Regions from separate parts of the Mus musculus genome. Here regions 1, 2, 4, 5 and 6 are each linked to region 3. A link is a loop called in an ENCODE intact Hi-C map of the cell type or tissue named here. Cell type or tissue: heart. All regions are shown on one strand.

What was found. Hi-C counts contacts between places; a loop is a spot of excess contacts. Peaks named below come from ENCODE experiments on the same cell type or tissue, not always from the same donor. Only the 100,000 strongest peaks of a DNase experiment are listed, where the experiment ranks them.
Region 1: it touches region 3 in a loop (2.8-fold over the local background); 2 of 42 quality-filtered maps call a loop at or near these places.
Region 2: it touches region 3 in a loop (2.0-fold over the local background); 2 of 42 quality-filtered maps call a loop at or near these places.
Region 4: it touches region 3 in a loop (2.8-fold over the local background); 2 of 42 quality-filtered maps call a loop at or near these places.
Region 5: it touches region 3 in a loop (2.1-fold over the local background); 2 of 42 quality-filtered maps call a loop at or near these places.
Region 6: a loop joins it to region 3, with 2.1 times the contacts of the local background. A loop is called at or near these places in 5 of 42 quality-filtered maps.

What each region holds. Positions count from the first base shown.
Region 1 is chr9:117,057,813-117,062,812 of GRCm38, reverse strand. All of the region lies in intron 2 of Rbms3 (RNA binding motif, single stranded interacting protein), which reads left to right. It also overlaps the pseudogene Gm18489. Among named protein-coding and RNA genes, the nearest start is that of Gm39452, 130 kb to the left of the region's middle. In heart, a CTCF peak has its summit at 2,117 (motif pointing left); DNase peaks (open chromatin) are centred at 3,012 and 3,432.
Region 2 is chr9:117,049,430-117,054,429 of GRCm38, reverse strand. The region is part of intron 3 of Rbms3 (RNA binding motif, single stranded interacting protein); the gene reads left to right. Among named protein-coding and RNA genes, the nearest start is that of Gm39452, 140 kb to the left of the region's middle. In heart, a CTCF peak has its summit at 2,290 (motif pointing right); no DNase peak of the experiment used is centred here.
Region 3 is chr9:117,249,707-117,254,706 of GRCm38, reverse strand. Rbms3 (RNA binding motif, single stranded interacting protein) reads left to right here and starts at 2,224. Exons shown (of 15, transcript NM_001172123.1): 1 at 2,224-2,980. The coding sequence starts at 2,906. It overlaps Gm17396 (predicted gene, 17396), which reads right to left and starts at 2,174. Exons shown (of 2, transcript NR_166691.1): 1 at 1,869-2,174; 2 at 9-1,362. In heart, a CTCF peak has its summit at 2,514; DNase peaks (open chromatin) are centred at 2,166 and 2,916; H3K4me3 peaks cover 4,150 bases; H3K27ac peaks cover 4,427 bases.
Region 4 is chr9:116,805,153-116,810,152 of GRCm38, reverse strand. Rbms3 (RNA binding motif, single stranded interacting protein) reads left to right here. Exons shown (of 15, transcript NM_001172123.1): 6 at 4,661-4,740. Among named protein-coding and RNA genes, the nearest start is that of Gm39449, 280 kb to the right of the region's middle. In heart, no CTCF peak of the experiment used is centred here; DNase peaks (open chromatin) are centred at 692, 1,572 and 2,192; H3K27ac peaks cover 1,134 bases.
Region 5 is chr9:117,354,848-117,359,847 of GRCm38, reverse strand. It overlaps a transcript of Rbms3 not described here. Among named protein-coding and RNA genes, the nearest start is that of Gm39451, 43 kb to the right of the region's middle. In heart, no CTCF peak of the experiment used is centred here; a DNase peak (open chromatin) is centred at 2,637; H3K27ac peaks cover 994 bases.
Region 6 is chr9:117,189,855-117,194,854 of GRCm38, reverse strand. The region is part of intron 1 of Rbms3 (RNA binding motif, single stranded interacting protein); the gene reads left to right. It overlaps Gm39452 (a long non-coding RNA gene), which reads left to right and starts at 519. Exons shown (of 2, transcript XR_871333.2): 1 at 519-5,000. RefSeq lists an enhancer at 1,176-3,641. In heart, no CTCF peak of the experiment used is centred here; a DNase peak (open chromatin) is centred at 2,064; H3K27ac peaks cover 1,163 bases.

The DNA of each region.
Region 1 (5,000 bases), 190 kb after region 3:
TGCAGGAGGAGCTGAAAGTTCTACATCTGGTTCTGAAGGAAAACAGGAGAAGACTCGCTTCCAGGAAGCTAGGACAAGGGTCTTAAAGCCCACCCCCATAGTGACACACCTACTTCAACAAGGCCACACCTACTCCAATAAGGTCAGACCTCCTAATACTGCTATTCTCTAGACCAAGCATATGCAAACTATTCCAGCCATCTCTCCATCCTTGCTAGTTACCATTTTATTTTTATTTCTTTTTAATATTTTTATTAGGTATTTTCCTCATTTACATTTCCAATGCTATCCCAAAAGCCCCCCATACCCCGCCCCACTCCCCTATCCTTTTAAAGAGCATTCTGAACATAAGGAAGGTGTTTGAACCCTGGTTGAACTGGGGACTCTGTGACCACATTGGATAGTTGGTGGACATGTACACACAATGTGGAGTGGTGCATGCTGGTTTCAAAGAGTGTCCTGCCAGGGCTGTTAAGGGCCCGTCCATGCAGGCTGTGGAAAGCCCACACGGAAAGGCTTACAATAGAAGTTCTCTTACTCAATTTATTTATTTCCACCAAGCATTTCAGCCCCTGCAGGAGTCGGCTGTGGAGAGTATTTTATCTCGTCTTGCTGTAGGAAATGAAGGGATGGCAAAGGGAATTGGATTTATCTGGCACTCCAGGCCCCAGAAAGCTCATGGGACCCCCTTGGCTGTCCATTTTCAGGCATTATTTAGTGACACGGTCACATTTTCTAAGGCCAGGTTTTGTCTTCCACTCATGGGTGACAGAGCTGAAGAAAATCTTTACAAAGACTTAAATCTTGATCTAAACCTTAAAAAGAGGAGGCACGGTTATATATGGTCACAGCTAGCCTTGAGCTTAAAGCATATAAAAATATATAGGTTTTTTTTTTTAATCTAACTACGTGTGTGTGTGTGTGTGTGTGTGTGTGTGTGTGTGTGTGTGTGTGTGTAAGTGGTTTGGGCCTTTAAATAGCATAGAAACCAAGGGATTAGCCTACAGGTAGAGTGCTTGCCCCAGGCACAAGACAACCTTCTACTCTGTCCTTGATGTAGGCAAAAAAGGAGAAATTAAAACTAGCCTCGAATTGATTACATATAACAGTTGTTGACTCTGTGGATCGTGGAGAATCCCATACCTGTTAAGCAGAAAGCACCTGTTTGTCACCATGAGCAATCAGGTGTGAACTGTGACCAGCAACCGTTAAATACCATCTCTGTTGTTTCAAAGCAAACTTTGTGACGTAATTGTTAATGTAATACCTTATCTCTGAACCCAGGAATGAAGTTCCTGCAACTCTGGTAAGTGTGTGTGTGTGTGTGTGTGTGTGTGTGTGTGTGTGTGTGTGCACACGCACGTGCGCACGTGTGCATGTGTATGAACGTGCCTGTGAGTGTGACTTGGGAAGCACTCATGTTCTGTGCTTTCTGGCTTCTGCTGCACTGGAAAGCTGAGCCTGGGGTGTATAACCAGTAGTATGGATGAGGGTAGTTTAGAACAAATGTGGTTTGCATCTTTTCTAGACACAGCAAGAATATCAGAGAGACAGAGAGAAACAGAGTCACAGAGAGACAGACAAAGAAAGAAACAAAGACATACACAGAGAGAGAGAGAGAGACAGAGAGAGACAGAGACAGAGACAGACAAAGAGATGGATTTACAGTTATATCATCATTTTTGGAAAATAAAGTTACTCTTCATTTTATTTACTTAACAAAATAATTCATGCTTTAATTTTTATCCTGCTTTTTGCAGGACTGCATCCACTATTTTTTTCTTACTATAAAGCAGTACCATAGTTTTTTACATGTAGCCCTGACTGAGTGAGGCAGGCATCTAGGTTGTTTCAGCACAGTAGGACAGCATAGTCTCGGAGCACTGTTGTTGGCTGGGATTCAGTGCGAGATGCGCTCATTTCTAATCGTGTCTTCACTAAGTTTCAACTTTGAAGGTACTTATGGAAAAAGAATACTGCAGGACTAGCTTTAGAAACCAATGAAATGGGGCTAGAGGGACAGCTCAGTGGCTAAGAGCACTTCTGACAGAGGACCCCATTCAGTGGCTCACAGCCACCCATTCCAGGGTATCTGATGCCCTCTTCTGACCACCACCTGGAGCGTGCACACATGTGGAGAAGAAGCATATATGCAGGCAAAACATTCATAAAATAAAAATAAAGATGCAAAATAAAAATAAAGAGAGACAGAGAATCAGATGTTTTATTTTGTTTTGTTTTGTTTTGTTTTGTTTTTAAAAAAACTTTAAATACAGTTCAGAAGTTTTATCTTAGGGATTCTATACCTGTTGTGCATTAGTTTTACGTTTTGAACTCTGTGTCTGTCTGTCTCCTTGTCCTCCTCCTCCTCCTCCTCCTCCTTTACTCCTTTCCTTCCTCCATTTCTCTCTCCCTCCTTCCTTTAATCTCTTGAATACTGTGTTAGTGTCACTTTTCAACAGAATAAAGACATTTTTGCCTCTCCATGTTTCCTTCTTTCTCTCCTCTTTTCTCTCATTACAAACATTTTACCGTTAAATAACTTTGTTTATTCATGTTACATCCTGATTGCAGCCCTCCTTCCAGTCCCCCTCACATAGCCTCTCTTCCATCCCCCTCCCCTTTACCTCTGAGAAGCTGGAAGTCCCTGCTGGGGAGAGTCAACCCACCCTGGCACCTTTAGTCACTGTTGAACTAGGTATATATCCTTTCTCACTGAGACCAGGCAAGACAACTTATCTAGGAGATCAGGATCCACAGGCAGGCAACAGAGTCAAAGTAAGTCTCCACTCCAGTTGTTGGGGTATCTGCACGAAGACTAAGCTGCACATGTATTACATATGTGAAGGGGAGGGGGGCTAGATCCAGCCCTTGCATGTCCTTCTATTGGTGGTTTAGTCTCTGGGAGACCTTAAAGGTCCATGTTAGTTGAGCCTGTTGGTCTTCCTGTGGAATTCCTATCCCCTCTGGGTTCTTCAGTCCTTCCTCCAGCTCTTCCACAAGGCTTCCTGAGCTCTGTCCAATGTTTGGCTGTGGGCCTCTGCATCTGTTTCAATCAGCTGCTGGGTGGAGTCTCTCAGAGGACAGTTATGCTAAGTCTTGTCTGTGAACCCCGGCTGACAGATACAAGCATACCTTGAGGTTCCAAGGTAGTTGAAGGAGGAAGGCAGGCCAGCAGTGTGTCCATATGGGTCTTCTGAGGACAGCTTGGCACACAGCCCCCCCCCCCCACCAACACACACACAATTGTCAGAGGTTGCTACAGCACTCACTTATGTCCATCTCACACAAGGTACCGAGGATCCAGGCCAGCAGTGACAAATATAGCTGTCAACAGTGTCTTCACATGTTGTATCTTTGTGGCAAGGCTTTGACCGACAAAGAGGCACCAAGGTCTCACAGTATGTTCCTGTAGATCCACTACCTGTGCAGTCACAGTGGTAGTTTGTTTCTTCCATCCACACGTAGATCTCCATGGAGACATGGCTGATTGGCACATTCATCAAGTTGAGTTCACGGTGCTCTCCAAGGAATCCTGGAGCACAGTCACAGAAATAAGCCCCAAGAGCATCCTGTCACGTGGTACCACACAGACACGGCTGGGATCCACAATCATCAATTTCCAACTCACAGTTCACACCAGGACACTCTTGAAGATAGTCACACCAACTTTTTGTTTTCTTTTAGGCTCCCATTTTTCTGAGCCACCATACCTAGTGAGCATCCATCTGGTTACCTGATATGACCTGTGGAACTTTCTCCTCTAAGGATAGTACTGAAGTATGATAGTATATTTTACTGGCTAGTTTCTGTGGGGGTCTCTGCAAACATCATGGCCGGCAGAGTAATAATCCAAACGAGGCAAGAAGGAAATCTGGTTCAACAGGCTCAATAGCTGGTGTTGGTTCAAACTTCTGAAGTCTGATATGGGCAGTTTATTTTAGGCATACTTAAGTATGGTCCAATTTATAAACTTCCTGGTGTAACACAGTGAGGTATAATTATACACAACATTTCTCAGAGTTCATGGGACTTCTTCCATGAAGATGAGTCCTAAAGATGTATGTGACCCTAAGGGCTCAGGGGAGGATCTGGTGTAGTCTGGGTCATACAGAGAGTGTAGAGGCCATCTCAGCTATGTGCCATCTCCAGTCATGGTTGTAGGAGTTTGGGGAGCAATGAGGGAGAGGGGGTGTTTGGCCATACAGTTTAATGGCCACGTAGATTATATTAAGTATCTTTGATCCTGCTTGTGAGAGCTTGGTCTGACCAGACCCAATAAACAACATGAAGATTACCTAGTTATGAGCCACCGCCAGGGAGGATGAGTTGTAGACCTCGCTCTTCCTTTGAAGGAGACAACTCCGCTTCTTCAACACTCCTCATTCCCCTACTGCTCTATGTGAACATAAGGACCTTTGTGTTCCCCAAATTTTCCCCAGACAGAAAACTTGAGGATGAACTAGAATGTGAATAGGAAATGCGTGTGAATTGATGACCGCAATCCTAGTGCTAGGGAAACAGAGGCAAGAATATGTTTAGTTCTGGGCCAGCCTGGAAATATAGTGGAGGGAAAAGAATATGATTACAATATACTATATGAAAAAATTGTTTTGAAGAAAGTAAAAAGAAAATGAAGGCAATGGTAGAATGGTATCCCAGCATGCCCAGGATAGCCTTGGATTACTGACATAGCTAAGGATGTCTCAGGATAGCCTTTGATTTCTTACAGAGCCAAGGATGTCTCAGGATGGCCTCAGATTTCTTACATAGCTAAGGATATCTTGAACTTGTGATTCCCCCGCCAACACTTGGCATGACAGACATGCACCACCACTTCTAGTTTATGCAGCTCTGGGGATTAAACCCAGGACTTTGTGCCTGTCAGCCAAAGACTATGCAGAGCCTCACACTCAACCCTACTGGACACATCTGTCTCCTAGTGGAAGATTTTGAGAACTGAAATTTTCAGGGACTGGTCGTCTGAGGGAGGTGATCAG
Region 2 (5,000 bases), 200 kb after region 3:
GGCTTTTGTATGATCTGATAATGGAAGAATCTAAGTTGTAGAGTCTTGGTGTGGGTGATATGAAGACTTTACTTGCTGGTCCTGTGGAAGGAGGAATGTTGTGGAAAAGCAAAAGCAAGCAAGCAAGCAAGCAAGCAAGCAAGCAAGCAAGCAAGCAAGCAAGCAAGCAAGCAGACCTCAATCTTGAAAGGCTGAGGAGATGGCTCGGTGACTGAGAGCACTTGGTATTCCTGCTGAGGATCCAGCACCACACACACCCTGTAACTCCAGCCCCAGGGGATCTGATGCCCTCTTCTACCTTCTGTGGACACTTGCACACATATGCACACACAGAGAAAAATGCATACACACACATATAAACATAAATAAGAATTAATTTTAATATGGATTATTACAATCACATAGTAATAAATAATAATGCTGATTAGGAGGACTGTGAGAGACATAGTGTCCACAGAACAAGTTAGACAGCCACAAGGAACAGGAAGATGTCAGCAATTGACAATGATAGTTTAGGTGCACTTAGGTAGCAGATGTAGCATGCATACCATCTATGCTGGTTAATGTGAATGTGCCCATCCATCCCTCTTAGTGATGTGTTCAATGGGCAAAGCCTTCTACAAAGACTGTGGAAAAAAAGCAGTGAAGGGCATAATGTTGATACTATTGTGACACACGAAAGATTTTCTCAAATACTTTATCCAAACCTGTCTTCAAAACTATGACCGTATATGCTGCACAAGGCTAACTGTTCTTCCTCTGTATTCTGAGAAATACAGATAATATGAAACTGCTGGTTTCTGAGGTATATAAAACTGTTATATCGCTATTAAGATTGGAATAGCGAGGATTGCAGTGTCAAAACCCTGGGAAATATTTATGGTATGGAGGTAAATCAATATAAAAAGAATATTGGAATGAGCATATTATATATGGAGAGGTATCAACACGTGGGAGCTGTCTCTATGACTACAGTGGAGTCTTACTGCTCAAATGTAGTTGCCTCTCAGCAGACCAACTATGTGGCTTAGGATCAGTCACTCAGCCCCACTGAATTCTGTGCATGAAGAGCTAACGGTGACAGGAAGGGTTTGTACATAGTGTGTTGTGGTGCTACATACAGATGCTACATACAGATAAAGCTTTACAATACTTTATATGACAGTACTCGAACACATATGCACACACATAGACAAACACACAGCTATACATAAACATGAATAAAAATAAATCTTAAGATTTCAAATGTAAGAGGACTGTAAGAGCAATAGCATCCACAGAACAAGTTAGGTAGCCACAGGGGACAGGAAAATGTTCACAATATACATGTGTTCTCAATGAAGCATACACACAATAAACACTTCACATAAAATTCAAGCGACTTATTTTATTTATTTGTGTCAGTGCTGTGGACATACATGTGTGTGCGTGTGTATGTATGTGTGTGCATGTGCACAGCTGTGCATATATTTGTGTAATGTTAGATGTCTTCCTTGGTTGCTCTCTATCTTATTTTTAATACAGGGCTTTCACCAAATCTGTAGCTTACTGGTTCAGCTAGACTGGCTGGCCAGCAAGCCACAGGGACACTCCCATCTCTGCCTCTTAAGAGGCATGTTAACATTTATGTGTTTGCCAGGGATCAGAACTCAGATCTTCTCATTTGTATAGCAATCGCTTTACCCTCTGACCATCCCTCCTGCCCAGGAGGCTGCAATATTTTTGTTTGTTTCTTTGTTGCAATGTGTGTGTGTGTGTGTGTGTGTGTGTGTGTGTGTGTGTGCATGCTTCATGTATGAGAACACATGTATCTGCAAGTGTGTGTGAACCTATGTGTGTTTCTTTATAGAGGCCCAAAGCTGATGTCAGGAATCTACCTTAATTGGATCTACTTTATTCACTGGGGTGAGGTCTCTCAGTTAAGCACACACACAGCTAGCTTGTTAGCTTTCTCTGGGAAATCTGTTGTCCCTTTGTTCCTAGTGCCGGAATTACAGATGGGTCACCACTCCTGCTTATGGGTCCTGAGGATTCGAACTCAGGTCCTTATGCTTGGACAGCAAGTTCGTTACCCAGGAAGTCCAGGGCAGCATTAGAAAGGAAAATTATGTTAGTGCAGAACCATAGCTATTTGTTATTTTAATATTTCTTTTAACCTATTTTGTGGTATTTTCAAGAAAAAAATAAACGCAGCACCCAGAACTGATTTCAATAGTGTTTTCCCTTTCTTTTTATATATGTGTGTGACTGGACAGCATGTCTGTTCACCCTGTGCGTGCAGTACCCATAGATACCAGAAGAGGGCATCAGGTCTTCTGGGACTGGTGGTAAAGAGGTTTGTGGATTTCCATGATGGTAAGGAGAATGGATCCCATCCTTACCCTTAACCACTGAGCCATCTCCCCAGCCCAGAGCTAGTTAAAATTTTGTCTACATGTTGGTTGTTCTATAAAACCTCAGGAACTCATGGCCATTCATGGTCTTGCTGTGTCAACTAATCTCATGTGTAATTGAGTTTGAAGAACACAATTTACAGTTTATTGTTTTAAACAGTAAGCAGTGGTTAAGTCTACCATGGGCTCATTCTTAGGAAAAAGATGAAAGTCTGGGAGGTGTCTGGAGTTGGTTTATAAATTACTAAAATCATGGAGGCTGTTCTGAGAGGACACAACTTGGATTTAATCTTCATATTACAATCTCCCCTCTAGCCGGAGGCTAGGTAACCAAAACAGACCTGTCAGAAGACATGGATTTATTTATTTCTCTTTCTTTTTTTTTTTTTAATGTGTCATCAGCTTTCCATAAAAAGCTACGCAGGCTGAATATCCTCAAGTTTTGAAAGGCATGAGAAAAATATGCATGTTGGCCTCCTTCAAGATGCAGACAGAAGGCATCAGCTGGCCTCCATGTACCAACCCCCAGGCTCTGGTTCCACCTCAACTTCTAGAAGATAGCTTTTTATTCTTTTTAGGTCCCACCTGCAACCTGGACTGCAAGAGATCCGAACTCAGGTCTTCAGGCTTGTGTAGGAGTTTATCTACTGAGCTATCTTCCCACCATATGTTTACATATTTATTTTATTTTTGAGACAGGGTCTTGCTATGCAGCTGGCCCAGAATGCACAGATCTGCCTGCCTCTGCCTCCTAAGCACTGGGATTTAATGATGCACAGCCACACTCAGTGTCCCATGCTTGCTTGAGTGCTTTAAAGCTCTTTCTAGTACATAGATGGGGAACTGTAGATTGGAGTAAGTTTAGAACTGGTCAGTATACTTCTCCTGCCACTCATAATTGCTAAGGAGGCCTATTGATATAGGACATTCAGGTAGGGCCAGGAATGAAAAGTCCCCTGAGCCTGAAGAGAGGATGTGGCTTAGTCTCTCATGCTAGGTCATGTGTGGCTGAGTGTGAAGTAACCTCTACATCTGCACGGGCCCTTGTACCATGACACACACAGAGCAGGGGTGGACTTTCGTGCATGCGGGACTACTTAATCCAGTCAGGTAGCATGGCTACCCTGAGGTCTTTCATAGAGAAACACCTCAAGCAGAGGAGGGCGGTTGGTATCGTGCTGTGGAGAGCTTTTCTCAAGTGCCTTTTATTTTCTGAAATCAACCTGCACAAAAATAAATGTTCTGAGGAATTGCATTTTGAGAGGACTAGGTACCTCCAACAAGGTGGGCTCACAGTCTATTGAGCAAGAGGCTCATGAAAGAAAATGGTGTGAAAAGCACATCTATTCAATTTTCAAATAATGGGATCAGATTACAAAAATAAATAAATAAATGAAAAGACCAAACAGTTTCACTTCCAGCAAATGCCTTTTCCTGTGTGACAATGGATGTGTGATTGTTCCTCGGGGCTCCTCTTGGGGCTCCCTCATCTACTCTGCCATTGATCTGACACCTCACCTCATCACAGGCAGCATGCATGTGTGCACATATGCTGTGTGCATGTGTGTACATGTGTGCATGTGTGTACATGTATGCATGTGTGTACATGTGTGTGCATGTGTGTATATGTGTGCATGTGTGTACATGTGTGTGTATGTGTGTATATGTGTGCATGTGTGTACATGTGTGCACGTGTATGCATGTGTGCACGTGTGCAGTGTACATGTGTGCATGTGTGCATGTGTGCATGTGTGTTCATGTGCATGTGTGCACTCGTGCACACACGTGTGCATGTGCTTGAGTGGGTACTAATATCATCTCCCAGTCTTATTTCCAGAAGGTTAGTTCATGTGGAGACTCCAGTAACTTCTGTCAGGCCATCCTGCTGTTCTGTGCCTTTTATTTATACAGACATGCCCAACCCTTGGAAATCTTGAGACCTTGTTGTCATCTCCAAAGTTCACACTCACACATCACACATCACACATCACACAAATGATGGACCAAGAACAAACAAACTAAAAACAATGTGCAAAAAACTTACACTATTTTAAGTATGTTTACAGGTTTATAATTTTGTGCTGGGTCATATTCATAGATATTCAGGGGGCATGCAACCCGTGGCCCATGGGATGGACACACCTCTATGAAATTCCAAAGCTGGCTATGATGCCTTGATAGTGTTCCTCAACCAGACAGCCAAAGGCTGCTCCTCTGCCCAGGGTCATCCATGATGAGCATCTGTTCCCAGTGCCAGGACACGAAAATGCTTGTCGCTATTGTTGATTCAGTGTTAACTTGAAAACTTTCTAGAATAAGCAATGAGATAGGTTCTTTCTTGTGGCTTGGGGAGTCACAAGCTTGCTACCTTGTTTACTGACTGCTATATAGATATTAGGCAAAAGTAATAAAAAGTAACTGCAAACATTACGTCTCACAAGAAGCATTGCTGTTTTAATCATGGATTTTTATATGACAGCATTTAATACTGTTTCCTACCTCCCAGTTCTTTTCTACATGAAGAGATAATATGATTTATTAGCCAAATTTTAATAGTTACAATGACATATTAAGTAGCTTAAAATCAGGCTGGTAGAGTGATATTTT
Region 3 (5,000 bases):
ACCATGAGTTGAGGGACAAATTGTTTATTATGTCCAGGATATTTTGTTCTCCAAGCATGTCAGAACACATGCTTTGTGTCTGGCCTTGCTAGTTCTTAAGGCTACAGAGGAGGCTATGGCCTGCTGTTCTGAGTTTAGAAGGTCGTGGGAGAAACCAACTTGGGGAAAACCAACTATACCTTGGGAAGTGAGGGTTTCAGGAAGACTGCTTCAGGGGGGCATGTTCATGCTGGCAGAGGATGCCTGGTGTGAGCTTGGCGATCACCAACATGACCTCTGCTCAGTGGCACTCAGAGCTGGACCATGAAGTGTGAAGAGTAGAATTTACAGTCTGATACCAAGCAGAAAGGAAGGAACAACGAGATTCCCAGATGCTTGACAAGTTCTCTAGAGAGGGAGATGTGGCCAGAAGACTTTGAGATTGGTGCCTGATTTCAGTTGCTGTCCTTCTCCATTTTATGGATGGAATAATTGAGGTCCATGAGTGAAGCTGTCTTGATATGTTTCCATCACAGGTGTCCCATACCCACTTTCCAACCCAAGTTCTGATTTTTGTCATCAAGAGATAGCTGTGTTGGTAGAGTGCTTGCCCATTGTGGGCAGGGTCCTAGGTTCCACAGCCAGTGCCCACAGGAACCTGGTTCATTCATTAATTTATGCCTTCAATACCAGTGCTGGGCGATGGAAGGCAGGAGAATCAGAAGCCAAAATCATTCCGTTTCACAGCAAGTTTTAAGAGCAGCTTGGGGTATCTGAGACCCTGTCTTTTAAAAAAGAGAAACACACACACACACACACACACACACACACACAGAGAGAGAGAGAGAGAGAGAGAGAGAGAGAGAGAGAGAGAGAGAATCGACATAAAACCCAATGTGATGTCTCCGTGTCCTTGTCTTTCTGCTGGTACCCAGACTTCAGAACTGAGCTTCCTGGAGCTAAGGAGCACAGGAGCCTAGGTTGTTACCCCATGAGTGGCAGGCGGGACTTAAAGCAGAGGTGGCATCCTGTGTATTGCAGTTTCAATTCTCCCTCCATGTGAGGAAACTGCCTTTGTACCTGGAGTCTTTTATCTGAAAGGACGGCTGGAGTGTTCGGCAGACTTGGGGGAGTGGAGAGGCACAGAGGCTGGCTGCCCACGCTCCGGGCATGCGTGAGCACTCCCAGCAAAACACAGCTGGCACAGCTAATTTTAGCCTCACCGCCGCCTTGCAGAGAAACCCTTTAAGGAGATCTATCTTCTCTGAAACAATCTGTATTATAATGTAGCAGCTGATCGACGTGTCGGAATATTATTACTGGTGGGGGGAAAAACTCTGACAAGTAATTATGAGTTTTTGTTCAATTTTTTTGTGTGCAATACTTACAGAGCCACGAAAGCATTAAGAAAGAGCAAGTAAGAGAAGGAGAGAGAGAGAGAGAGAGAGAGAGAGAGAGAGAGAGAGAGAGAGAGGTTATTTTATTCTCCAATAAGCGAATAAATGTAAAGATCACTTTGATTTCGTTTTTAAGAGATGGATAAAGCCACAACACAATTATTTGTGATAGTTAAGGCAACCCCCTTGTTGAGATGGGGCTTGGCTTCCCCACAGAGGTACCCAGCTGAGAATCCCCACTTTTTCTCCTCTCTTGAGCATCCCCCAAAACATTGGTTTCATCTTCAGGTCCTCGGTTCATCTGGCTTTTAATGTGTTAACAGATTTTGAAAAAGCCTTGAATACACTTTTCTCCCTACTTAACTAGAAAGGTTGGCATGTGTGTGTAAATACACACACACACACACACACACACACACACACACACTTCTCCTTCCCTCATGCTCCCCTCGCAGGGCAGGGTCTGTTTTGTTCATCAATGCCATGCCTCACCTCTGGGAACTTGGCGATTGAAGAGGAGAAGCAGCTTGGGAGCTTGGGAGCCCTGGTCGGAGCAGGGCAGGGAGGCTGGGCCATGCCCCACCCAGGCACTTCACAGAGAAGCTGGGGTTCGGTTCCACCCGCGGCTCGGCTGCAGACGCTGCTCACTGTGCTATTCCAGATAGCTAGCAGAGGGGTGGCAGCAGCCTCTTTCTTTCTTTTTCTTCTTCTTTTTCATCTTCTTTTTCCCCCCTTGGAGGAAATACTGCAGCCTTCTGGACTGCGTGCCCGGCTCCCTGGAGAGGCTCTCTCAGTTCCACCCACTGGCTGGAAGGAGGGGAAGTGAGTGAGAGGGGCAAGGCCAGCTGGAACACACCATGTCACTCTGGGAACCAGACAGCAGCAACTAAGCCTGCACGGGTTTCTTTTTCTTTTCTTTCTTTTTTCTTTTTTCTTTTTCTTTTTTTCCCGGTTTTTTTTCCTTTCCGTTCTTTTTCTTTTTGTCCGTTGTTTCTTTTCCTTTTTTCTTCTTTTTATTAAAATTTCCTTTTTCCGCGGTGGGAAAGAGACACGGGAGAGAACGAAAGCTGTACTGCAAGGATTCCGAGTTGTGCTAAAGGATCTATTTCTTTTTTTCTCCTCCTTCGCCTTTACAAGCGCCTGCGATTGACACCACTAGAGACAGGCTGGTCACAGAGCAAACTGCTTCATCCGGACTGGACCGGGCAGCTGGGAGGAACCAGGCAGGCAAGAACTGGGGAAGCAGTCTGGGGGTTTCCGCTACAGATCTCAACCCCCATCTGTTTTTGTTTTTGTTTTCTTTTTCTTTTTCTCTTTTCTTTTTGGTTCTTTTGTTTTGCTTTGCTTTGGTTTTTTGGGTTGTTTTAAATTCCTCACGGTGTTGGAACTAGTGAGGCTGGAGTCTGAGAAGCCTCAGCAGTCACGCAGACTGCCAGGGACAGTGGATTAAGAGAAAGAAGCTCGCTTGCCTGGGGCATCATACACCCTGTTATTCAGTTTCCTGCCTCGGAGATAAAGATCCCAGCTACATGGGCAAACGCCTGGATCAGCCACAAATGTACCCCCAGTACACGTACTACTGTCCTCAGTACCTCCAAACCAAGGTATGGCTGGACCCGCGGGCTTCAGAAGGCAGCGTGGTGCCTGGCGCTCCTCCGGAGCGTGGCAATCCGACCCTTCCCTCACCCTAGCCCCCATCCCCTCTGCCGACCTCTTTCAAATTACTAACAGTAGGAACGGAGTTAACAAGCCAGAGAAAGAAGGGAGAGGAAGCCCCGGAGTGTAGCTTTCTCTTTAAAGACAGGGGACTTTCAATGGAGTGTTCTTTTGTTATTTAGCTGCAGAAATGCCGGTGAGATGGTTGAAGTCTTTTGCAGGTGAGCAGGGATTTTTAGAAACGAGGTCCCAACAGACGTTCTCAGGGGGCGAGAATATTGTTTTAGGAGCTTTTCTAGCGAGCTGTTCTTTGTGTGTGAATCTCAAAGATTTGGGTACCCCCCTCCCTTTCCCCCTTCCTTACAGAAAACACTCTGGGGTGGGGGCCACTTAAACTTTTCATGGCCTAGTGAAAGAGGAAAGAGGAGCGCCAGGAGGCACCCACCAAAGTCTTTCAGAGTTTGTTGAGCATTTTTTTTTCTTTTTTCTTTTGGTTTGGACTGTATTTTATGTGAAGGTTGACTGAGATGCTTTGGGGGGCTAAAAGAACTAGAGGCTTAGCATCCATAGCTTTTACTTTTAGACTGGCCCCCACCCCCACCCTTCAGTTACCACTAGGAAGTCTGGGTCTGGGGGTGGGGGGAAGGCATGGGATGTAACTGATAATAATTGGACTTGAATTGGTTAAAGACTTTAGGCTTTGTGCGAGCATGTGCTTAAGTGATCATTAGGGGCCTGGAGGCAAGCCCACGAAACTGAGCAGGGGGCAGTGCCCACCCTGAACTTTTTATCCTGCAGTTAAGACATGAAAGATGTGAGGTGAGAGATCCATGCTCTAATTTGTCAATTCGATTGGGCTTGATTATTTTGGGGGGTGGGGGGTGGAGGGTACCATGCCGGATACTCTCTGATTTCGTAATGAATTAACCAGACCCCTCCATCTTCTTAGTAACTCCACATGTGAGAGCAAGCAGGGCACGGCTGAGCAGTGTACGCTGTCACTGGGTTCTCAGGGTTTGGCATAATCAGGGTTTGGTAATTCACGATAAGGTTACCTCCCATTTACTCTGTCTCATCAGACAATGCCCATTTGGACAACAGCCTCTCAGGATTGCATTAAAGGCTGGTGTTTCTTTTTCCATTTTTCCCCCTTTTCTGATTGCTCTACCCTATGCCCTACCCCTCCAAGGTCGACTCACTTTGCTTTCTGCCTTTGTGCCCACTTAGTTTGGGCAGCTGCTGCTTAAATAGACCAGCCCTCCTGCCTGGTGCCCTGAGTATTAACTCTTTGGGCAACTTGGTAGACAGCACTGGCTGCCTACTACTTTAAAGAAATGGTCAGGCGGGTTTAAAAAAGAAAAGCATACCCACGGTCCGTTTTCTCCGCAAAGAGACAAAAGCAATAAGCTCCAGGGTTGCCTGAAAAATATCAAACATTCCAAACCTTTTACTCATTTGGCTAAATTTTTCCAAATGTTTCCCCAAATCGTGCTTTGTGCTGGTTCTGGTTTTCTGGTGCCATTACAACCACAAGAGAAACTTTTGATTGAAGTTTGAGTGAAATAGTTGGGGTTTTTGTTTTGTTTTTCTCCTAGATTGCCTTTAATGTAGTATTACTAACGGAATAATGAATGCTGGGGAGAGTTAAAGATACAGGGTGCTGGGTGAGTGAGCCACTGTAGGAAAGGGAGGGATGAAGGGAAGGAGGGAGACAGGGAGGAAGAAAAAGACAGAGACAGAGACAGAGACAGAGACAGAGACAGAGACAGAGACAGAAATGGGAGTGAGGAAAGACTGCAGTAGTGATTTGACCTGTTTTGCCTGAAAGAAAACTGAGAGGTTTATCAAGTCTGTTTGGGGGCCTGTGCAGCGTTAGTGCCCCATGGACCCTGACAGCGGCTCTGGATCTTGTTACTTTGGAGCCAGCCAAAGCCATCAGTGTCTGCCACATTTTTAAGAAGTTAGCTC
Region 4 (5,000 bases), 440 kb after region 3:
CTGCGTGTGAGGCATTATTGAAGTTCCTGTCCTGACCTCCTCACAGTGATGAACTGGATGCACCTTGAATTTTAAGCTGAAATAAACCCCTTTGTCCCCTAAATTGCTTTTTTTTTTATCACTGCAACAGAAATGAAACTCAGACAGATGGCAAGGCTGACAGCGGTGGTCTATCTTCTCTAAAACATCTCAGTAGAGATAGGAGGAACCGCTTATAGACCAGGTCATCCGCCGACCAGTCTTCAGGGAGGACGCTCATGGTGGTCACATGCTGATTTTTTTTTTTAAATCTCTGTAATGGAGAGAATAACTTGAGACAATTTTAACTATTTAGTACTGCGGTGCATTTTTATTTATTTTACCTTTTCATTACTGTGTGAAAATGCACGTGATCTCTTTTGATCAAACCCATGCCGTTCCTGCCCACCCCTGTAATTCCTCCAATGCAATCTCCATGGTTATCTCCATGGTTCATGTATTCCCTGCCCAGCTTTAAACCCACTGAGTGCAGCTGATGCTGCTTGCATGCACATGGCTATAGGGCCATCTGCTCGAGCATGGGTAACCTCTCAAGGGCCACATCCCTAAAGAAAGCTGACTTAATAATGGGGCTCTTAGTGTGTGTGGGCATGTGGCTCACTGGCAAAGCCTTTTCTTAGCATGTCTGACGCCCCATGCATCATCCCCAGCACAGTAAAACCAGACAGCTTTCAATGCCAAGCAGTGCCCACAGGCACATTGCCGAGAGGAGTGAGTCGTAAATGCTGAACCGCCAAGATGTTGTGGAGTGTGCAGGGGGAGCTAGCAGGGTTTGCTTTACTGTTTGTTATGTGTCCTGAGAATGGTGCCCAATTAACTGGAAGAGAGCAAGTTGCCAGTCAGCCTAGCCTACTTGGTGGGTAGATTCTGTCTCTAAGAGAAGATAGATGGTGCCTGAGGAATGTCTCTTGATGACTAACCTTTACCATATGAGTGCCATGAGTGCACATGTGAGTGTGTATGTGTACATGCATATGCTGTGCACATACACACACACACACACACACACACACACACACACACAGAGGCACAAACCTAAAACAGATTTTTTAAAAAGAATATTTTTGGTTCTGTGTTCAATCAGAGATGATGCACCTAACCCTCAAGAGACTGGAGGCCCCAGGGATTTTAGAGGTCAGGTGGGGTGGGGGTGGGGACATACGTCCTCATGGAGACGGGTGGGGAGTGGGGAGGAGGTTCGGGATGTGGAGCAGTCGGAGGGTGAACAGGGGCAGGGGATAAAATCTGGAGTGTAAAAATTAATTAATTAATTAATTAGTTAATTAATTAATTAAAAATTTCCCTTGTCCTGGGGACTCACTATTGCATTCTATGCTGCAATGGGTTAAGAAGCAAATGACGTCATTTAATTTTGAAATGCTAGAAAGAGCACACATTTTAGTCATTAAAATTCCTCTGATAGCTTTGACACTTTGCGTAAATCTTACCAGAAATGAGGATGTTTGGCTCCTAAAGTTGGATGCTCCTCCATGTCACCAATAGTTTATCCAGTGCCTGTGATTGCAAAACACCAAACATTTCACAAGAGCGGAAACCTCTAATTAAGCCTAGCATGTGACAATGGAGTGGATTTGTTTTTAAATCCATGGCTTATAATGCTTAGAGCTTTCAGATCGTGACCTGAGAGGACTCTGTTGAGGTGAGAGTTTAGCTGAACATGGGTTTCCACAAGACTTCCTTCCTCTGTGTGTCAAGCCTGATCCAGAACATTCTACCGGTGCTGGAGCAGGTTCTTGTGTGTTTTAGTTTGACTGTGAATTGTGTGAGCTATAATATCAGTTTCCCTCCTCAGTAGTAGTTGTTGAGAAGAAGAGGAAGAGGAGGAATAAGACTTATGAGGAGGAAGAGAGGGAGGAGGAGGAAGAGAAGGAGGGGAGGTGGGTAGAGAGAAGGAAGAAGAGTTGGAGGGAGAGGCAGCTGTAGCAGCAGCAACAACGGAATCCTTTAGTGTGTTTCAAATGACTGAAGCCAGCAGTTATAAGTCATGAGGCAAGAAAGAAACACACCCTTGAACATGTGTTTACATTCAAACAGCAGACCTAAAAAGCCCCCTGAAGCTTTACCCCATGCCTGGCGCCTCCTAAGAGCGGTTAACGCATTGTCCGATGAAGGGTTGACCCCACCCAGGCGCTGTTCTGCAGGGCACAGAAGGGCTCAGCTACTTTCTAGAAGAATGGAGGCACTGTGCTGAGCCAGGATGGCTGCAAGGGGCCTGTAAAGGCAGCTGCTGCCAGTGGGGACTTGAGAGCACTCCTGTCAGCTTCAAGCCTTGCATGGGCCAGATTTCAGAGAGCTTCAGCTGGCAGCTGCACCGAGCACTTAATTGTGAAACTTGAGAGGAAAATAGGCATGTTCTGGCTAATACGGGTATTCACCTACAGGTCTCACTTTTGTTCCGTTTCCAGAACATTGGCTCTGCCTCTTTGTCAGCTCCTGGAGGCACCGAGCCAGTGTTGCTGGGGCAGCTTTGCAATGATCAGGTGTGGCCCCGTGTATCCAAATGAAATTGTCACTGCTGAGTGATACAATGTACCATGCTTTGATGCTGCAAGCTGACAGTCACAGAAAAGTCGTTCATTGCATTTACTCTCTCAAAGAATCTCTAATGGCTCACAGCAGACATCTACTTAGTTAGATCTGAATGAACCCAAAGCAAGCCATCTCCACGGCTACCTTTGTGTTCCTAGAAAGAGCCCCTCATCAGGCCCGCCACAGCTAGAAAATGGCTTTAAGGAAAGATGATCCTATTTAGAACCCAGAAGGGAGACTTGAAACTTTCAAACCGGAGTAAAAATAGGCTGGCTGTGCACGTGGAGTGGATAGCAGCCCATTTTCTTTTTAGCTTGTTCTGTATTCCCCAAATCAGCAATTGCACATTGCAACCTTCAGCTATGTTTGGTCTTCGTTTAGAATTACATGTCATTTTAGGACAAAGAGAAAGGATTTGATTTGTGGGGGGTTTGCAAGCAGCATTTAGTCTCCTTTGTCTGTTATCTGCGTGAGCTCAGTGAGAGACTTTACAGAGAAGGGACTCTCCAGGCACGAGCCTTCTGTCTTTAACTCCAAGAATGAAATGCCCTTAATATACCGTCTGTGGGAGTTAAGGGCTCCCATTTCCTCTCCCATTCATGTGTCTACCCAGGATGAAGCTTTTCTTCAAAGAGGTAACAGTGAGTAGATCTCATGTGGGAAGATAGGGAAACAGAATTAGAATTGCTTTCTTCCTAGAAATGGAAGTTTAAAAAAAAACAAAACAAAACAAAAAAACCTTATAGAAACAGGAAGCATATAGTTTAAGGGTTCCTCTCATTAAATAATGGATGAAATTTTCTCTTTCTTGCTCTGTATTTATATATTTAAATTTACATATTTATTATATTTAAATTTTCAATTATGGGGTTGGAGGGATGAGTCTGTAATTATGAGCATGTATTGCTCTTCCAGAGAACATGAATTCAGTTCCCAGCAGCCACCTGGGGTGGATCACAGCCACCTGTAACTCCAGCTCTGGGGGAATCTCACTCCTCTTTTTTTGCCTCCACAGGTGCTATTCACACACAACCCCTCCCCCCAATATACACTTAAGTAAAAATATAGTAATGAAGATTGAACATTATGGAGCTGGTGTCGGTAGAGGCTCCTTAGTGAGCTTCAGGCCAGTGAGAGATCCTGCCTCAAGAAACAAACTGTGTGCCAGCCAAGGTTTTCCTTTGGTCTCCACACAGATACAAGTATACACACACACACACACACACACACACACACATACAATTGAAGAAACAACAAGACCGTATACAATTAGATTTTTTTGAAAATTCTTGGAAATGTACCTGAGCCATGGCAGCCATTCCAAGGTCAATGTGATGCTGGGAGGTGCTGAAAGTGATCTCTCCGTATGTTAGACATGAGATGCTGACATTGTACACACAGAATAACTCATTGTACAAATATGGGCACTTAGTATTAAAAATAAAAAATTGGAGAATAGTCAAAATTCCAAAATGAAGCAAGGATAGGTTTGCATGCTTTTAGCTTCTTGCTACCTGTGGTAGCCCCAAATAACTGCCTCTAGGTATCTTTCACACATTGACTTTTCAATAAAAGCACCATGGGGCTGATAACTGTCCCACTGGTCCCTGCCCAGGCAGCAAGCTATTCAAATAAATTTCATCGTCCTCACAGGGCAGCTGAGTTGTTACAGCACAGGCCTTAACCATGGCTGGGTGTTGGTCCACATCCTAGCTCCATCCACCACTTACTGGGGAGGTAAAGTTTCCCTCCTCCAGCCTCCATGCCCTCGTCTCTCAGGGCCATATCATTCCTTCAGGCATTCAGTCATTCGGTGAACATCCAGTGAGTGCTTTCAACTGCCAAGAGGCCTGTGTGGAAGGAAGAAAATGTCTCAGGCTATCTCCATGACATCCACATGGACCTCACAGTGTCTCATCAGTCCCTAACAGTAGCTATGGCAACAGATGATAGTCCATGTGCATATGGCAAAGCAAGCTTGTCCATCTCTTTCTTGGTTATTTTTTAAAAGAACAACTCGACAAAAGTCTATAACCTCATGTTCACCTCCCCATACTTTTCTCCCCCCTAGAATGGAGTCTACGGAAAAATGTGAAGTGGTGATTCAACATTTTAATGGAAAATATCTGAAAACACCACCAGGCATCCCAGGTAAGAAATTCCACTAGAAATCACTAAAAAGCATTTAAGCTTATGGCTATTGTTGAATAATTTACATGCTCTTGTGTGCTGGACAGGCGGGGAAGCTGTTGTCAACATGTGCTCATGTCTTTTTTTTCAAATCTGCGTGTGTTGTGTAGAGTGTGCAGTGTATGCACAAGTGTATGTGAGTGCACATATCCACACACTCACATGATAAGGCTGGAGGAGACCACTGGGTATCTCCCTTATCCATCTCATCTGTATCTCCT
Region 5 (5,000 bases), 110 kb before region 3:
AGCCTAACTTTCACAGTACCTTAAGCTACCACTGCAATGCACCCTCCATAATTTCAGTGTGATATTGTTGACTGTTTCTGGAGTTATCTTGAAGCTTCTATCCACTGAGGACATTTGATAATAGTAACATCTACTTGTTTTTTTTCCCTGATCGAATCCAGGATGGGCTGTCTGCATGATAACAACATCCCTAGCCAAGTCCTGGCAATGTGGAAAGGACACAACTATGGGTAATTTGGGTTGGCTATGACATCATCACCGACAATTGAAGTTGGTAGCTTCAGTACTATTGTCTATGATGCCGTAGAACAGTTCCCACTGAGTGTGACACATCACCATCTTCATCATCGGGCACACTACAATGCATAACAAGAGTCAATCCAAATAAGACCCAATGGTATCTCCTTATAGAGGAGGGTGGGGATGGTCCCAAGGGCCCAACCAGTCCTTCCTCCTCCTCCCTTCCCCGTGTGCCCCGTGTGTGTAACACTACTCAGCTACACATGCCTTCTGGTCTTGGGAGATGGTCGAGCCTATGGAGCATTGAAGTTAATCCAGTAGGCACTTCAGCCCTGCACATCCCTATGGGAGAGTCGTCATCCGTACTGGGGTGGGACTTTCCAATGGTGCAGGTATACTGGGGTCGCCCATGTTCCTGCAAGCAATCTCTCACCCATGTTCAGTAAATGAAGCCCAATAGACTCATTGACTCACCAAGTTAGGCTGAGGTTAGACTGGAACAGTGAGTGGGTCGCATGCCTCTGACTCACAACAACCTCTTGAAACATTGAATTTCTCTATAAATTTATTATTTACTTATTTCTTTTCTCTATAAACTTTTAAAAATTTGTTACTTTGGTGTGTTTCTCTCGTTCTCTCTCTCTCTCTCTCTCTCTCTCTCTCTCTCTCTCTCTCTCTCTCTCTCTCTCTCTCTCTTTCTCTCTCTGTGTGTAGTTTGCCTGTATGTATGTCTGTGCATCACATGTATGCTGGTGTATTAGGTCTCCAGGAACTGGGGTTACTGGTTGGAATCCACTATTTGGGTGTTAAGAACTGAAGTCAAGTCCTCTGCAAGAGCAAGCAGTGGTCTTAACTGCTGAGCCACCTATGCGGCTCCTCTATCAACTTATTCTACTATATGCCAGTGATATCCATTCTTATCTCCCTGCATACTATATCTGTAGAACACTAATTACATGTTCAAGCCTGGTTCTCTCTTAATCCTTAGCAGTTTCATGTCTTTACCAGATTGCCTCCCAGGTTCTCCATCATGAGTCATAGATGTTAACACCCACATCATCATCATTGTTGGGAGACCAGAGACAGAATGCTTGCAAGACCCAGGTGCAAATGCTCAATGGACATCATCAACACTAGGTTACAGAAGATTCCTGTGGAAATGGATGTGCTAGCTTCTCCATCTCCTGTCATCCCCAGCCATGTGTCATCTTTGATTTTTAACTGCAGCTAAGATAGATAAGATAAGATAAGATAAGATAGATTCACCAGTGCTTAAAGACACCCCGTTTCTCCTGTGTGCCTTTCCACTTTGTTCCTTCAGAGTTTTCTCTGGTGCCCAGAAACTCTGTTCTCCAGCCTAACACCTGCTTAGAAGTGATGCCTGTGATAACTGGGAGGGGAGCTCTTATTCAGGGCCTAATGGTCTATGCCCAACCTGTCTGTGGACATTTCCTGGTGAGGTTTTGGAGGATTCTTGGAGGACTCTAGAGAGGCTACTGCTTTTGACCTTGTATGTGGGTCACTGCAGCCCACACCTGCTCTGCCTCTTCCTTTCTGTTTGCTTTGGGGGGACTATCCTTTGTGTCCCCTCCCTCAATCATATTTTTGTCAGAGATCTATTTTTCCTTTAGAACCTGCTTTCTGAAGAGCCTCTCCCAAAAGTCATCACCACAGCAGGAGATTAGAAAAGAGGTTTCTTGAATCCTTGCCTGGATCTGAAGCCCAGTCCAGAGGCTTGGTCATTATAAGACCTTGAGTTTTAAGTTTCCTAGCTTCCTCCTCCATCATTTGGCTTACCTATGATATATGCCTTATGACCGTGGCTGGTTCCTAATGTTGCTGAAAACAACCCAGCATCACTGTTGTGTTACTATGAAGCATTTGAGGTCGTCCCTAATGCAACATGGGCTGTGTGCATGTGTTGCCTCCTGTGACTCTGTGTCTCTCTCTTCCTCCCTCCACCCCTCTTCTTTTTCCAGTCTCTTTACTCTGTCTTTTAGACAAGGTATCTTATAGCCTAGGTTGGCCTTGAACTCACTATTTAACCCAGAGGATGACCTTGGACCTCAAATGCTTCTGCCTCCACTTCCTGACTGCTCACCACATTCAGTTTATAAGTTCTGGAAATGGAAACTCAGAGCTTCTAGCTTGCTGCACAAGCAGTCTACCAATGGAGCTAAGTCCCCAGCCCCCACACTACTAATTTTCTGAATGTATTCTTCTTCTGCCTCTTTTTGCTAGCACTGACATCGTGGATTGACCCACTGAGGCCTTCTGGAAGCATGCAAGGGGGTTCTTTTGTCTGCAGCTCCTGACCCCTGCCCTGGCAGACGGGGAGGCAGAGCTGCCAGCTCTCGGCTATTCAGAAACCCTTTGTCCAGCCTCTTTGCTCTTTCCTCTGGCTTCCTGCCTTGGGGCTGTCACATGCTCCCCGGCATGGCTCGGAGAAGGTGTGCCAAAGAGAGGAAGGATATGGAGCTCAGATTAGCCTGTTACAGAGCCCAGGGAAGGAGGAGCCGGAGACAACTCAGCCATTCTTTCCTTTTGTCATCGTTGTGGATTTGATTTCTACTGCTTTTGCAACACCACGTGTTTTTCTTTGATTGAAATATAATTAAGAGAGACTAAAGGGCAGAGGGGCTGACTGTTCACTTAGGTGAGTGTTGGCAGTTGCACACATCTATACAGTGATCCCCAAATAAGACAGCAAACATTTCTGTTTCCATGGAAAACTCTTTTTTTTTTTTTTTCTATTCGAAATTCATTTCTCTTAAGGTTTCTCAGCAATCACACTTGGTTTCTCTTTTTTATATACATTCATGGTCTTCTTTTTTCATGAAAATAAATGTTTTTATAAAATACATTCTGATCATACTTTTGCTTTCCATTTCCTCCCAGACCCTTCTCACCCGTCCACCCATCCAACTCCAACCGATCTCTCTCTCTCCCTCTCTCTCTTTAGAAACACAGCAGGCACATTTTAAAACTAAAGGGCACAACACACACACACACTCACATACACAAACAAAACCCATAAAAACACATAATTGGAGAGCATAATAGACAAGAAACACAGCAGTAAGGTAAACTATGCCCAAACAAAGAAACATAAGAAAAAAATATCCAGAATTACCATTGAGTTTGTTCTGTGTTAGCAGTCTACTGCTGAGCTTAGGGCCTGTCCTTAAGTGTGTGTCGTCCACTGAGACTTCATTGGAGAAAATTAACTTTTCCTTGGCAAGCGGTTGTCAGTTGGAGGTAACATCTTGGTTAGGCACGATAGCTTATGGACATATTTTTTTTTTCACTTCAGTCCTTAAATAAATGATATCATATATACTTATTCTGCTGCCCCTATCATCTTTAATTTGTTATGGTTTTAATATTTGCATATATTGGTGTATACCAGGAGTCTGTTTATACTGATAGCTAAAAGGTATTCCATATTGTAAATATACCTCAATTTTAAAAATCTATTCTTTTAATTGTACCTTGATGCAATTTCCAAATTGGAGATATGAATAAACCAATTTTTATTTTTAAATAATATTTTATTTATTTTTTGTGACTGTTAAGCATGTATACAGCATACTTTGATTTTATCTACCCCCTCTCCCACCTTTGATTGCCTCTCAGAATCCCCTAAAATTTCTACCCCTAACTTTATGTCCTTCGTTTCCTTTTTTAATATCCCACTGAGTCCAGTTATTGCTAGCTGTGTTCACATAGGTGTGGGACCAGCCACTGGAGCAGGGGCAGCCTACCAGTGGCCTCAACCCTAAAGATGAACAGTTTTCTCTCCCCTAGTGGCCATTAGCTATCGGTAATTCCTCATCTAGAGGTGGGGCCTTGGGAGCCACACCCCATGCATGCTAATTTGACTGGTTTAGTTGGGTGTAGGTTAGTACAGATAACCTCAGCTGCTGAGCATTGATGAGTGCAGCAGCCACGCCCTATCCAGAAGGCGGTGATTGACAGCACTCATCCATCCCCATCCCCTCCTATTTGTCCCACCACAGCCTGCCCAGAAGGTGGCGCTTCACAGCGCTCACCCCCATTCCCTCCCTCATATTTGTACCTTCTTTCCAACCTCTCTTCCACATTGTTCCTCGAGCGTTCTGGGGATCATGAGGGTTGAACCAGATGTCTTATTTAATGCTAAGCACTCGGTTATTTATTCTTAGCGTCGTGACCACTTATGAATCTCTGCATTAAGTGCTTCCCACTGCAAAAAAGAAGTGTTTCTGACCAAGGTTGAGAGTCAGACAGATCTGTCGAAATAAGCATTAAATATTTAGAAGGCAGTTTGGTGTGGCCACTTAGCAAAATAACAATGATAGCTTCCCCACTCATCATATCCATATGAAATCTTTTTTGTATTCATGTACTTTCTCTTTTCGAAATAACTTGGTGAAATGAAGACCTCTAGTGTTGTTGGCTATTTTACTTTAGTCATCTAGGTCTAGCTAGTATAGACCTGTTATACTGCTCCAGCTTTATTTACATTCTCTTCACGACCAGTGGTTTTTTAGCTCCTCTTGGGAGCCAGTAGCCATCCCAGTATCTTTTGCCTTTAAATCGTTAATAGCAGGATGATCTAGTCAATTTGACCAATGTTTGAAAGTGCTTGTTCTCATTTAAAAGGGATAATATGGGCATTTAGCATTCTATGGAAGATACAAAGATAGGGAGTCAATCGTTTTATAATAGATACTGTTACATAGAACAGACCCAGTAATTACCTTTAAAGTGTCAGTTAG
Region 6 (5,000 bases), 60 kb after region 3:
TGAAGTGGGAGGGCCCAGTCCCCTGCAGGCATTGACACCCTTGGGCAGATGGGCTGGAAGGGGAGGAAGAAAGATGAACATGAACTTGGGAACAAATGGGTAAGCGATGCCTCTCCAAGGTTCCTGCCTCTCATCCAGTTTGAGTTCCTGCCTGGCAACCTCTCTCTGCAACCAGCTGTGATCAGGGCGTGGCAGGCAAAGAAACACTTTCCTCCCCAAGACGCTTTTGGCCAGGGCTTTATCACTGAAATACAAAGCATATAAACACACACATACACACACACACACACACACACACACACACAAACAAACAAACAAACAAACACATAATAAAGTTAGTGTTAAACCTTAGCTGGGATTTTTTTTTTAAAGTAAGAGACTATTTTGTCTGCTTTGGACCAGGGCTTTATCACAGAAATATAAAACAAATCAATACACACACACACACACACACACACACACACACACACACACACACAGAGAGAGAGAGAGAGTGAGAGAGAGAGAGAGAGAGAGGGAGAGAGAGAGAGAGAGAGAGAGAGAGAATACATAAGAAAATAAATAAATAAAAGTTGATACAAAACTTTGACCAGGTTATAAAAATCAAGTAAGAGGCTGGACTGTCTGAATGATTTTCTGTTCCTAGTTTTGGTTCAATATTTTCTTAAAGCGATGCTTCCCATTATTTTTTTATGGATTGTGTTCTGCAATCACACGGAGGGTTTTCAAAGACCCTGATCACTCTATAATTTTTAAGAAACAATATTCTGTTTTTATATTCAGTTTAATGGCTTTCTCTACCATCCTGTAGCTCTGAAGCCGGGGATGATAAATCAAAAACTAATACTTCCAAGCACCTCACAAAAATAAGAGCCTCTGATAGATTAAATGTAGGCTAAATGAGGCCCATGGCTGATTGGTTCTAATTAGACGTAAGGTAAATGTTCTCACAGCTGCGCGGGCTCTCCACACTGCCCTTTGCAGAATCATTTGAAAATATTTTGGGTCTGCTGTTGCTGAGACAATATGGCTTGGCAGCCTATTGCTAACTTCATAAGCTTGACACATTCGTCATGTAGACAATGTTCTTTATATGCAAAGCTGTCAGGCAGACTGAGTCTATAATTCTTCAGTGCATGAAATCATATGATGAAGCCCCGGTATCAAATTGGAAGCTGTGCTGGCGTTTGGAATCTTTCAGGCATGGGTTAGAATTGTTTTATGACAGATACTCTTTTTACGACATTCATCAGTTATGTTTTTGCAGCATAACTCTAACTGTAGGTCTGCCTTTTTTGCTTGTTTGTTACTGTTGCTGTTTACATATTGGATGATGAGCCTGCTTCTAGGTTATGTTTGACATCGTGTGTGTGTGTGTGTGTGTGTGTGTGTGTGTGTGTCTGTGCATAGGAGTTCGACTGCTCATGCACACATGAGGAAGCCAGAGGAAAATGTCAGATGTCACCTAACTCTGACTTATTCTTTTGAGACAGAGCCAGTGAACCTGGAGTCAGACCAGCTGGCTTGCAAGCACCGAAGAGCTTCTCGCTTCTGCCCTATGCTGGTGTTGCAAGCCGCTGGTTTTTTGCGTGGTTGCTGAGCCTTGAATTGAGGATGTTGTTTTACCTACTGAGCCATTTCCTCACCTCTATGCTTGGATGTTTTAAAAGGACTACCTTCACCCTCACTCTTGCTTTCCAGACCCGCTCCAGAAGGTAGGAGGCAGCAGTTATCTGCTTCCTTGGTTTGATTAGCTCTCCAAAGATAACACACATCAATGCACATAAAGTGTCGCTTCATCCCAGAAGTGCAAGCTGTGTGTGATACCAAGCTCATGTTGGACTGACCAGTGGGAGAATCCATACAAAGTCTGCATATAGCCCAAGGGGGTGGATTTGGGAGGGTCAGTTTACATATTTTATGCAGTGGTGAAAGTTCTCAAGAAAGCGAGCCACCCATGGCAGCTTCGGGGGCTAAATGAGGAAAGGAACGGCTTGAAGAATGCACACAGCCCATGTGCTTCAGGCAGCCCCTTGGCAAGCAAGTTCCTGTTGCAGAGTGGGCTGCCCGCCAACACTCTGCTAAACACTCCCCTGTGCTTCATGCCCTGGAATGTGGGAGACGCTGTAACTCTGGGAAGGCCCATTCTATAATGTCTGTCATGGCTAGAGCTTGCCAGGCCTCAGAGCCACCCATCTCAGAACCCAACATGGCAGGGACAGGGTTTGGCCTGAGCGTGAAGCTGCTGAGATGTGCACTCTAGTCTCTCTCTCTCTCTCTCTCTCTCTCTCTCTCTCTCTCTCTCTCTCTCTCTCTCTCTCTCTCATTTCTTCCCTCCTCCACCCCTTCCTCCTCCTGAATTGTTTTATTTCTGAAGGGACGCCTGCTTTGCATGTTTTGGAATGATTATAAGATGTCCACGGTGAGCAACTCTCTCTTGGGTGTGGGGCTGTGCAAACCCGATTTCCCAGCTGCTCAGCCTTTCTGGTTTTTCTTAACAAAAGAAAACCCGTTCTTCTGCGGCCCCATAAGTTCACTGCAAAGCCTCCATCTGGAACGAATTCGGCATCTTTAACAAATATGTGTTCTCTCTTCAAAACCCATCTAAAAATAGTGCTCAGGCAAGGCAGACGAAAATATTTTGACGTTTTCGGTGTTTCGTGGGGTAAGCACAGTTTGAAACAGGCTGTCGGTTAATTTTCACACGAGCAAGAGCCGATGTACTTTTTCTGTCTGCGTGCACAGTGTATTTTACTCCAGGGTGATTTCTGATTCAAAACATAACATAGCAATTGTGTTTGTTAGAAAGCCCAGCTTTTATCACAGCTGGCCCTCATACAGAATTCAGGTTACAAGTACCCAAAGAGAAATGTTCAATTGAGTTCTCCTGACATATGACAGTATTCTTAAAAAAAAAATAGTTTTGCGTGAGGAAAAACATAGCTATCCTAAGAGGAGTCCTTATGATCTACATTGCAAATCATATTAAGGTGTTGACTTCAGTTCCAAATGAGGGTTTGCCCTTTTAAGCCAAGTGCCTCTGCCACATGTCCTTATCTGGGAGTCTGACACAGGATTATCACTATAAGGGCAGCCTGGGCTAAACAGTGATAATGCTCAAAAACAAAAATAGAAAAGAAAAAGAAAGAAAAGAAAGGCTGCAAGGTTGGCAGAGCAGCTAAGAACACTTTCTACTCTTGCAAAAGCAACCGAATCCAGTTCCCCACATCTGTGTCAGGCAGCTCATGACTGCCACAAACTTCAGGTCTATGGGAGGTGATGCTCTCTTCTGGCTTCCGTGTGCACTGAACACATGTGCATACACACTTCGAAACAAATATAAAGCAGTATATCTAATATTACAGACCCAGGAAATGTTTTAAAAGTCTTCAAAAAGCAGAATGCATTCTGTCATTTATTAATTAATCAGCTACTATGTGTTAACCACTGTGAAAGAGATTCCATATATAGGCCATATAAAGTGTAATAGCTATACAGCTACATGCTTTAATTGACTCATGTGAATTTTTGACTCTGTGATGGAGAACTGAAGCTGGCAAGGTTTAGCACATGGCTCTAGGCGATGTGGGTGGTTCACATTGAGAAACATAATCAAACCAAGCCTCATACTCTGCTTCCCGATTTTACATCCTCTTTGAGTAAAGAAGAAAAGAGTAATTATTTATCTTTTTGTATAATATCCATATTTAAATTATTAGACAAAGTCAAGTTCAGATCCAGTGCATCTCCTTTTTCTTGGCTCTCTAATACTCTCTGATGCTCTAACATATAGATCCAGTGTATCTCCTTTTTCTTGGCTCTCTAATACTCTCTGATGCTCTAATGTATAGAGTCTGGGACTGGATTTTTAACAAGGTTATCATTAGAGCCTCCTTGTTTCATTTTGTTATCTTATAGATCTCCATAAAATCAGGGGGAAATGTTGCAACTTAAAATTGATGGAGATGTAGACAAGTGTTTATTAATTATTGAAAACATGGCTAAAATAGAATCAATTACTGGTAGCTGGCATGTCCTTTTAGGTAGGTTTTTAACGTTTGGGAATTCTCTTGTTTGATCAAAACTGCTCTTCCTATAATAAGCACAGATTCTGTTTGGTGCAGTCAGCTTTAAGAGCCCAAACAATGAGAACTGTTCAGGTTTAGATGCACAGCCCAGTGTCACACTGCTGTTCGTTCTCTGAATGCCTAGAATCCCAGATGCAGAGCAGTAGGTTGCATGCAGTGAGGTGCATCTCCTTAGGTTGCAGCACAAAACACCATCTTGAGGCTGTAGTCTAGAAAAGAGTGAATTAGTTGGGAAATAAGCCCATTGCTGTCCCAATTCCCAGGATTGAACTTGGGTCTTCTACCTTTGCATCTCCATTTTAAATATGTTTTTAATAGGTTCAACAGTACCTAGCAGCAGACTCTGCACCCAAGACCAAGGAAAGCTCATAATAGAAAGGTCTGGACCCAATCTACATTCTGCATGTCTGGGTCTCTCTCTCCCTCTCTCTCTTTTCTTTTCTCCTAAAAGCCACAACGATTTTGTCTTTGATTTGCATTCATTTTTATGTGCCAACTACAAACTATCAGTCCCAGCATCTTAGACACTATAAATGAGGCTTAGCATGTATTTTATACTTCATCAGTGAATTATATAATAGCAAGTGAGGTGTCTCATACTTTCCAGATTGACGTCAGTTGAGGCACCAGAAAAGAGTAAACTGGCTTGCCTTCAGTTCTATAATCATGGCCCTTGTCGACTATAGACCAGAATCTCTCCTGCAAAAGTTTAGCATAGTGAGCTTTCAAAGTGTGGCCCCTTAAATAGCAGCTGCAACACCTTCCAGGAAGTTGGAATTAATGTATATCTTCAGATACCTTCCCAGACTGACTGAGTCAGAAGATGTGCACGGGACTTAGCGATCTGTGCCTTTAAACCTTTCTGAGGGCTGAGACTCCATTAGTAAAGTGTCTAGACAGCATGAGGGCCTG